2 separate regions of the Homo sapiens genome follow, and region 2 is linked to region 1. Evidence: chromatin loops called from intact Hi-C (ENCODE). Cell type or tissue: GM12878. All regions are shown on one strand. Links, peaks and the distances in the headings refer to the core of each region. The heading gives the core; the rest is flanking DNA.

Region 1 (4,394 bases), core at 169-4,168:
TCATTTAAGCTGTGTGACATGGGGCAAGTTCCTTAAATTTTCCAAGCCTCAATTTCCTAATGTGAACACGGAATAATAATCATACCTGTGTTTTAGGGCTCTCTTAAGAATTAAATGAGATAATGCATGTAACGGGCTTAGCAAGGTGAGTGCTAATTAAAATGCTGTTTGTTTCTCTATGTATGCAATTTGTGAAAATATTAGGAATTATATGGAAGGATGACTATAAAGCAGAAAACAACACCTATGATAAAAGATAAAAATGAAGGAATCAGTGTGTCTGGCAAAAAAGATGAGGGAGTATGAATTGCTATACAAAAATATATAGACTTATTCCCCAGAATTGGGGCTCTTCTCCATCTTCACTGAATACGGGCTACAAGAAAATTTTGACAAACTGCAGCACATTAGATAAAAATTAGCTGTAAAGTTGAATTTCCACTAGGGCCCCAAGTTTACTGTTGTCTCCCAGTCAATTCTCTCTATTCTTAAATATTGTCATTATAATTTGGTTATGTTTAGCCTGCACTTTGTGTTGCAACAGGTTTGTGATGTGTCACTAGAAGCTGAAGTCAGTGTTTCAGGGCAGTATATTAGTTTCTACTCAGGCACAACTAGCAACACATCCTGTCTTTGCGTGTTTTCTGTTTCATGTGCTCTCCAGATGAGCAATTAACATTTAAATGCTCATTTTGGTGTTCTTTTTAAAAATGAGGAACTGTCAGACATTGAAACATACTTGTGACATGATTCTTAGAAGTAATTGAAAATTGAGATGGGTGAACTGTTGCCTAGGACTTGAATTTCTACAGGCCAAGCCTTATTTGTGTATTTACTTAATATGTAATATATGTATTTTTGTATTTACATATTTACTTAATATTTCTATTATACTCTATGTGTATTCATTTAAATATTTAGACATATAAGCATTGTTCATTAAGCACCTTCTAGGAAGAAGTGATACATGATTCAGAGAAGAGCTAAAGATGTTTCCAGTTCCAGGGAACTTTGATAGGAGAGTTGTGAGTTTACATCACAGATAAATCCTCATTTGATCAACAAGTATTCGTTAGCACTTGCTATATTCCACTCTTCGAAGGTACTGGCCATATAACCTTGAACAAACAAGAGTTTTACTTTCTTAGAGCCTGTAGTACGTAATTCCAGATAATGGTGATAAATGTCATAAGAGAGGACTAGCAAAGCACTCAGTAAATTTAGAAAGCAAGGAGCACATCCATCCAGGAAGCTTTCAAGGAGAAGATGGGCCTTAAAGTAAAGGCAGGGGTCTGCCAGCTAAAGAAAGGGTCTAAGGCTTCCAGGTAGAAGAGGGGCAAGGATGATGTCCAAGGGTTTGAACTCATAAACAATGTCTAGGTATAGGGGATTGCAAATCATCTATTAAAGAGTCAATCGAAAAAACAAAACAAAACAAAACTACACAACCACAAAGGAGTGGAGCGAAGCCTGCAGAACAGGATTCCTTAGCCTCAGCAGTACTGAGACTGGTCAATTCTTTGTGGCAGGGGGCTGTCTCATGCATTGTAGGATATTTAGCAGCATCTCTGCTCTTTATTTATTAGATACTGCCAATACCACTAGCATACCTGGAGTCATGACAAAAATGTACCCTGGATGCAGGCACAATGCACCTCCCCTTCCTCTTAGGGACCACCACAATAGAGTGGGCCCAGACTGTGAGGATCCTTAACTATCACAGTGAGGAGTACTGATTATAACTGGATGTAAAGGGTCCACCAATATCAGCTGAAGGATTATACTGTTAGCTTTGTGCATCAGATTGGAGTTTGAAGATATTGAAAGGGCGAGGGGAGATATTTGATGGAGAACTATTAATAAGAGATTAACCAGGTAGTGAGAGAAAGGACAAAAAGAAATAAGATGGTAGAAATTATATTATTAATCTGCCTTTGCCACTTGTTTCCAGGTCTTTTGCATCTCTTGTTAGGTTGTTTTATTCTTCTGATTGTTGAAGTGCTCAAAGCCTAAACTTGCTCTTTGAGGGGCGTTATAAAACTTCAGATCATTTATTTGTCATAGATGAAATAGGTTCCTCAAAAGATAGTTCTCTCTGGGGGAAGTGAAGGATGTGAGAAAACTTGTAATAATCTGGGTTGACTTTGGATTGTGGAAAGTTGAAATGCAAGAGACTTAGCTCCTTTCAGTGCTCCCTCGAGATAGTTTCATGCTGGCAAGAACTGAAATGATATACTCAAAGATTAGAGAAATAGCTAAGCCTTCAGCAAGTTTATAGAGGAAAGAACACATTCATCCAGGAAATTTTCAAGGAAAAGATTTGATATTTATGCAATTTTATAGACAACTTGGGAAGGGCAACTTAATGAAGCCCACATTTATCAGTAGTATGTGGGGTGTGTGTGTGAGAGAGAGAATGAGAGAAAGTGTGAGTTTGTGTGTGTGATTCCTTCCTCCTACCTTACCATCAGTGCTTGAGCTTACTCTGCATGCCTCTTGAGGATTCTCACTCTTAGTGTGGTCATAGACAGGAAATGGAAACCTGGTGGTTTCCAAGCCCATCGCTTTTGCTGATACACTGTGGGATGTTGGGCAAACCATTTCACCTCCCTGTGCCTCTGCTTTAGGTCATTGAGAATGAGGAAGCAAGATTCCATCAAACATTTAACTTTCAAAATCAGCTGTGGTCCAAGAGGTTGAGTGTCCTGGCTAATTGGCTTCCTCTTAGTTAATCTCCCATTTCTATGTTATGATCAAACTTTGATTGTGGTAGAGTCAATGGCTGCTCTGTGTCTGTGGTTTTAACGCAAGTCTGATCTTGAGTCTGGGTATGTGCATAGGTCTAAATCTTAGCCTGTAATAAGCCCTCTCCAAATCCTTCCTGAGGCTCTGGGCTAAATATGTCCTGGAAGTGAGAAGCAAGGTACAAGATGCCAGGGCAAAAAGAAAACACCACCTGAATAATCTAGTAGGTAGAGCCAGCTTTTAAAGATAAGTTTGCCTCCCTGCTCAGACAATTGATCTCTGCACTCAAAAGCAAATAAGTCTGTCTTACCCATTGTTTTCTTTTTTTGTTTTAACTCGAAATATGTCAGTGAAGTACTTCCTAGGTCTGGGAAACTGGGCAGTTGCAGAAAACAAAGTTCCCCTTGCCAGGGAGGTTACATTCAAGTGTAACCTGGGAGGAGACAGAAAATAGAGAAATACGTTTTTTCAAGGGGTTAAAAATGATAAAAAATAAGATAGAGGAGTCAGGATGATAGTGAGATTTTAATCTTTTAGGTAGGGTGGCCAAGGGGAGCATTTCTGAAAAGGTGGTATTTAAGCAGCCATCTGAATGCAGTGCGGAAAGGAATGCCACAGCCGTTTTTTGGGGGAGCACCCCAGGCACAGGGGAGCAGCAAGTTAAAGGTCGTGAGGAGAAGTGAGCCTGGAGTGTCAGAGCACAGAAAGCCTTTGCTTGAGGTTTAAACTGTCCAGGAATAGGCTGAGGAAGACCCGGTGGTGCTGGGATACAAGAAGAGGCGTTCAATTATTCTGTTGTATCTTTCCGGTTTTATCACTTCCAACTCAGAAGTGTGCGACAATACTATTTGCCCTATAGTTTACTAGAAAAAGCTAGATTGTACTTCTGGATAAATCAACCATCTTGAAAGGAGAAATCTGCAGGGAAGAACTTGAATGAGGTAGCTTTGCACCTACTGGAATGGGAGCCAATACAAATGGATTGTGCGATTGGGGTCGGAGCACTGGGGCCTAAAAGATACTTGAGAATCGTAGTTACTATCTATGATAGCTCCAGGGCACTGTGAGGCTTTGGAGTGTCCTCTTAACCTAGGGACTCCAGAGAAGGTTAGCAATAATTAACACATGGCTCCAAATCCATGATATTTCATTTCCTTCCAGATGGGGTACTGTGTTTTCATTTATTGCCATTCCTCATTGCAGAGAGCACAGCAATAGGAAAATCATGTGCACGTAGTCAATATTTATTGAACATGTTGTAACTGAGTCATAGACCTAGGAATCTGGTGATACTGGGAAAATCTTGGAGGAGCTTCAGGTCCTGGCCCCTGCTGATGAAAGTATAAGTTTCTTCAAGACCAATATGGAAAACATCTTCTAAGCTCATATCAGGATGGACTTAGCAGTCATAAACCAATCACTTGCCATAAACCAGTCAGAGATATTATTCTGAAGAAAATTTGTTGCTAGAGTTGTTGTAGTCACAGGATTCTAGTGTCATATTAACAATGACTTTTTGATGACCATATCCATAAGACATCCATATACTTGCCAAAATTGAGAAACACATTAGAGAACATAGCTTGTGCCATTTGCGTAGGCTGTGAGATCTCACTAAAGTATTCTAGATAACATTCATTGGAGTTGAG
Region 2 (4,394 bases), core at 160-4,159, 140 kb before region 1:
AGAGGTATATTAGTCTACACAAGACAAGAGAAGCAAGGACTAGTCCCTGGAGAAGTGAACAAGGGAGACTAAGTATATGAAAGTTCTCCATCTAGGGATGCCGAAAGTTCATCCTGAGGCTTCTGGAATCTTTGCCTCTGCTCCGTTTTTGTTTCTCTAGCATCCATTGAGCATTACTAAGTGCTTTACCCTGTTGCTCACTACAACCTATTTTGCTGATATGAAAAGAAAGGCTGAGCGAGGTTGGGCAGGTTGCCCAAGTGCACATAGAACATGCTGGGGCCAGGATTTACACCCTCACACTCTAGCTCCAGCAGGGGCACTCCTAGCTGCTCTGCTATCTGCCCTTCTCAAGCGGTCCTGCATTTTTCTCTATGGCCTTTTAAATGCTTGCTGGCTGCAGAGCTCCTTTTCAATTCCTTCTACCTGATTCTTAATCCAGGGGGGGCAGAGATTGACTCACCAGCAGTTGGAATCCATAGAATTCTACGTGAAGCATTTCCAAGGAGTAGGATCACACCCAGAAGAAGGGGATCTTTGCCCTTCCTGACTCCACAGGGAGCTAGTGGGACAGTGAGATTGGTGGAGACTGCCACAAACATTTCTGTGTAAAAGAAAAGCTTGCTTATTGGCCGGGCCCCAGTGAAAGGGTCTGTATGCCAGGGCTGTCCAGTGATGCTCTCAAGGCTCTCAAGGCCTCTCAGGCACAGAGGCAGAATAGAGGGCAGTGGGGAGCTGGGGGAACTGGGGAGAAAACCCTCTTAAAGAGAACAGGGGCTGACTGAACAATGCAGGGAAAGAGCATAGATTGAGAAGTCCGAGGGACACAAGTTCAAATCCAGACAATTGCATTTGCTAGATGTGTATGGAAGTTGCTCAGTTTCTCCAAGTCATAAGTCTAATAACTGCCTCACAACTCTGCCATTGCAGTTAAAGTGAGCAATACGAATGATGTGCCTCATACAGGGCTTGACTCTTACCAGGCACTCAGCTCATGGTGGCTGTTATTAGCCCAGGGGCAGATACAGGGAATGAAAATTCCTTTCTCCCTTTGACCACCAACCCAACCTCTCCTTTTTCTTCTTAGATTAGGCTGCTGTAGAGGTATGGATGTGTTTCTGGTTTTGGCTGTTTGCACATGCTGATCAAATTATGACAGTAGTGTGAACTTAACCTGAAATTAGAAAGAGAAACCAAATTATGACAGCAGTTGGGCAAAAAGATCTTCAAGTGGATTATTTGGTTAATAGACATTCCCTGTGGCATTTCATTTTTTTTTCTAGAGAGAAACCATTGATAGATATTAATTAGTATTCTGAATGTACTTTGTCTTGGCAATGCCTCTGCTGATCCTGATCTGAAGGTGGGTTGGCTGCCTCCTGTACAGCCTGACCTCCTCTCCAGGGTGCTGGACACTCTTACCCATGTTGATAGTTGAGACATTTTTGTGGTCTGTGTCCTTTTGTTTCTAAAATATAAGGGGTTCTAGTGAATTTTCCTCCAATGAGCTAGTTTGCCTTTTTGTAAGTAGTCTCAGCTGTCTGCTGTTTTTTCCTATAGATTAAGCCTTGTGGGCTCACCTGTCTCATTTTGCTCTTCTCTCTGGGGGTTGCCCTCATCCCCCTTTGCAAGTCTTCTTCTGGTATCTTTCAGGGGTCTTTTGTTCTCTCTTCCACATTGTTAATTAGAATGCAGAATCCAATCTGGAGTGAGCAAGCACTGACCCCAGGGCACCCTGCTAAGCACCTCTTCTTGCTGGAGATGTGCCACAGAGCCTCACCTTTCCTTCGTAATCTTTTGTTAGTGTTCAACCCATGTGACTTGCTCTCCCTGCCAATTTGAACCTTTAAATGTCAGCAATTAAAATTTCATGAGCTGTTGTATGAAATGCTGCAACTCAAGCCCCAAACACAGCAGCTGCTGTGTTTCTTTTGTCTTCTCATATGGTTACCCTTTCCAAAACAAGATATCATGTTGTTTTGGATTTTTTTGTCCTTAAGAAAGCCGTTTTGCTTATTGCTTGAGACATTCCACTGTCCTTGATACATTTACAAACTATATTTTTAGCCACAACTATCCTTACTTTGCTAATTACAGATTTACAGGTGCTGGTTAGTTTCAGAACAAATGTCCAGACATTTTCAGTTTCCACTCCCCTCCACCCATCTGCTTCCCAGTAAGTTGTGAGAAATAATGAAACTTTTCACTGGTTTCTTACTCAGATCTTTGAACACCCCAAACTACTTATCACCTGGCCCCTTTGATTTGTAAATGTTCAGGTTGTCCAATTACTGTTTTTTGTATTATTTTCCATCAGCTCTATTTGTAGAGTCTATGAAGTCATGGCATAGTATCTAGTTTCCTTTTTATAGAGGAGTTCCTATCTGTGAGCCATGGTTTTCAGCTGAGGCCGTGCATTAGAATCCAGGGTGGAGTCTTTAAAAAATTCAGATACCCAGATACCTTTCTTATCCCCTATGGAATATTGATTTAGAAGGTTTGGGGTGGGGATATGAGCATTTATATGTTTCTAAAAGCTCCTGAGTTAATTCTAAGGGCACCCTGGTTGATAGCCACATTATGGACTGAGTCCCAGGTCTGTGGTATCGAGACCACCATACTGACTGGCCCCAGTAGGCCCTGGGGCCTGGTCTATGGACCCTGAGCCTGGGTTCTAGCTTCTGTTACCTCTCCCTGATGGAGAGGGTCCATTTGAGCAGGGGCTTGGCTATATGGAGAAGGTTGATGGGAAGACATGAAAGGAGGGCTTGGTAGGTGGAGAGAAGGGCAGGATGAAGCAGAAGACTGTCGCTAGTGTAGGGAAGACACGGCTGAGTTACAGCTTAGCCCAGAATGCCTGAGAGAGAGTGGTGGGAGTCCAGGTTGGATGTGGGTCAGGGCCTTGAACAACAGACTTCACGTGTACTTTACTCTTCATAAAAAGCAGTGGTGGAGGCCAGCCCTAAGGTATTGCCAGGTAATAATAGATGGTGAATCCCTGTAACGTCACCTCTGTAAATAAAGCCAAGTTTTGTCTTTCTTCTCTTCATTATTTCCAGGACAGATTATATAGAATCCAGAGCTCTTTGAAATAATTAAGAATGCACTTTGCTTTTCATGATCTTTCTTAGGAGGATTATAAAACCGATGGCTTGTTCCACACATTTTGCCTAGAGGCCTGGGTCCTGCCCAGGCGATCCCCTGGATTTCTTCACATTGCTCCAGGAACCTCACATCTCCCAGCCAAGGCAATCAATTGCAGCAGAATTCCAAAGGGTTTCCCTGTTCATGATGGGGTTTCTGCCAATGCCTATAAATAAATAAAATCAATGTCTTTTTTGTGTTTTTGCTGAGCTTTATTGGTTCCCCTTATGAGATGAGGAAGGATAGGATAAGAAATGAAGAACTTGTTTGTATTTAATCTTCCCGAAATATATTTGGGCAGACATTATTATCTGCATTTTGTGGCCAAGAACATTGAGGCTTAATCGAGGTTAAGTAACTTGCTTGTGGTCACAAAATAGTAAGTTGTGAAACTGGGGTAGAAAACCAGGTCTTTCTGGCCCCAAACCCATGCTTGCTCCATTATGCCACCTCTTCCTGTCTGGGTGGAAGGTCTGCCAGGGGATGTTGAGGCATCCCTGGTAAGGTTAAACCTCATTTACATTTTAAACCAGACACTAGTCTAGAGGCATGTCTAGGCTGATTGAAGGATTTGGGGCAGATTTAGGGTAGGCTATGTGCATGTGATGTCTGGGAGATTGATAATGGGCTAAAGTTGGGATGGTTGCAAGACCAACTTTGGCTGCTTTGCAGTTTTGCCCAGAACTATAGTAGCATCCAGGGAGCTGGTGCTCAAGCTGAGATACTAGCCTCTCTTTGGAGTTATTAACATATGTGTTCTCCAATTCAATATTGTTCTCCTGCTTGGCAGAGGAGGAGAGGTAAACAGATGCACCTGGGCAGATTTTCTTGAGTCGTTCCAGGTAATCTTTTCATAGGATGTTTCTGGCTGCTATTTCCCTTTCTTAGCACTCCTGGGAACATGTACGGGATGGATAAGCTCACGGCACTACTGTGCCTGATATTGTTGTGCGGTCTACCCAGTGTTGTGGGACTGATAAATCTGAGTTGCTAGAGTATAATTTCCATGAGGGCAGTGTCCAGGTCTATGTATCTTCAGTATCTAGCACAGTGCCTGATACATAGCAAGTGCTTTAAAAATATCTGTTGGATAAACCCAAGTGTTCTGGTTTCACATGGGCTTTTCTTCATTCAGTGATTCTACATCAAAGAGATTTCCCCAGGGCTCTAGAGAGTATGGAGAAGAGTTCATTATAATGCCTTTATTTTTTCACTGTTATGTTTTTCTTTTAACCATGAAGTCATTTTGG

Evidence for each region. Hi-C counts contacts between places; a loop is a spot of excess contacts. Peaks named below come from ENCODE experiments on the same cell type or tissue, not always from the same donor. Only the 100,000 strongest peaks of a DNase experiment are listed, where the experiment ranks them.
Region 2: it touches region 1 in a loop (2.5-fold over the local background); 1 of 110 quality-filtered maps calls a loop at or near these places.

What each region holds. Positions count from the first base shown.
Region 1 is chr15:39,410,002-39,414,395 of GRCh38, reverse strand. The region is part of intron 1 of LOC105370777 (a long non-coding RNA gene); the gene reads left to right. Among named protein-coding and RNA genes, the nearest start is that of LINC02915, 160 kb to the right of the region's middle. In GM12878, for the core only: no CTCF peak of the experiment used is centred there; DNase peaks (open chromatin) are centred at 628 and 2,555.
Region 2 is chr15:39,551,948-39,556,341 of GRCh38, reverse strand. No RefSeq gene overlaps it. Among named protein-coding and RNA genes, the nearest start is that of THBS1, 27 kb to the left of the region's middle. In GM12878, for the core only: no CTCF peak of the experiment used is centred there; DNase peaks (open chromatin) are centred at 1,889 and 2,161.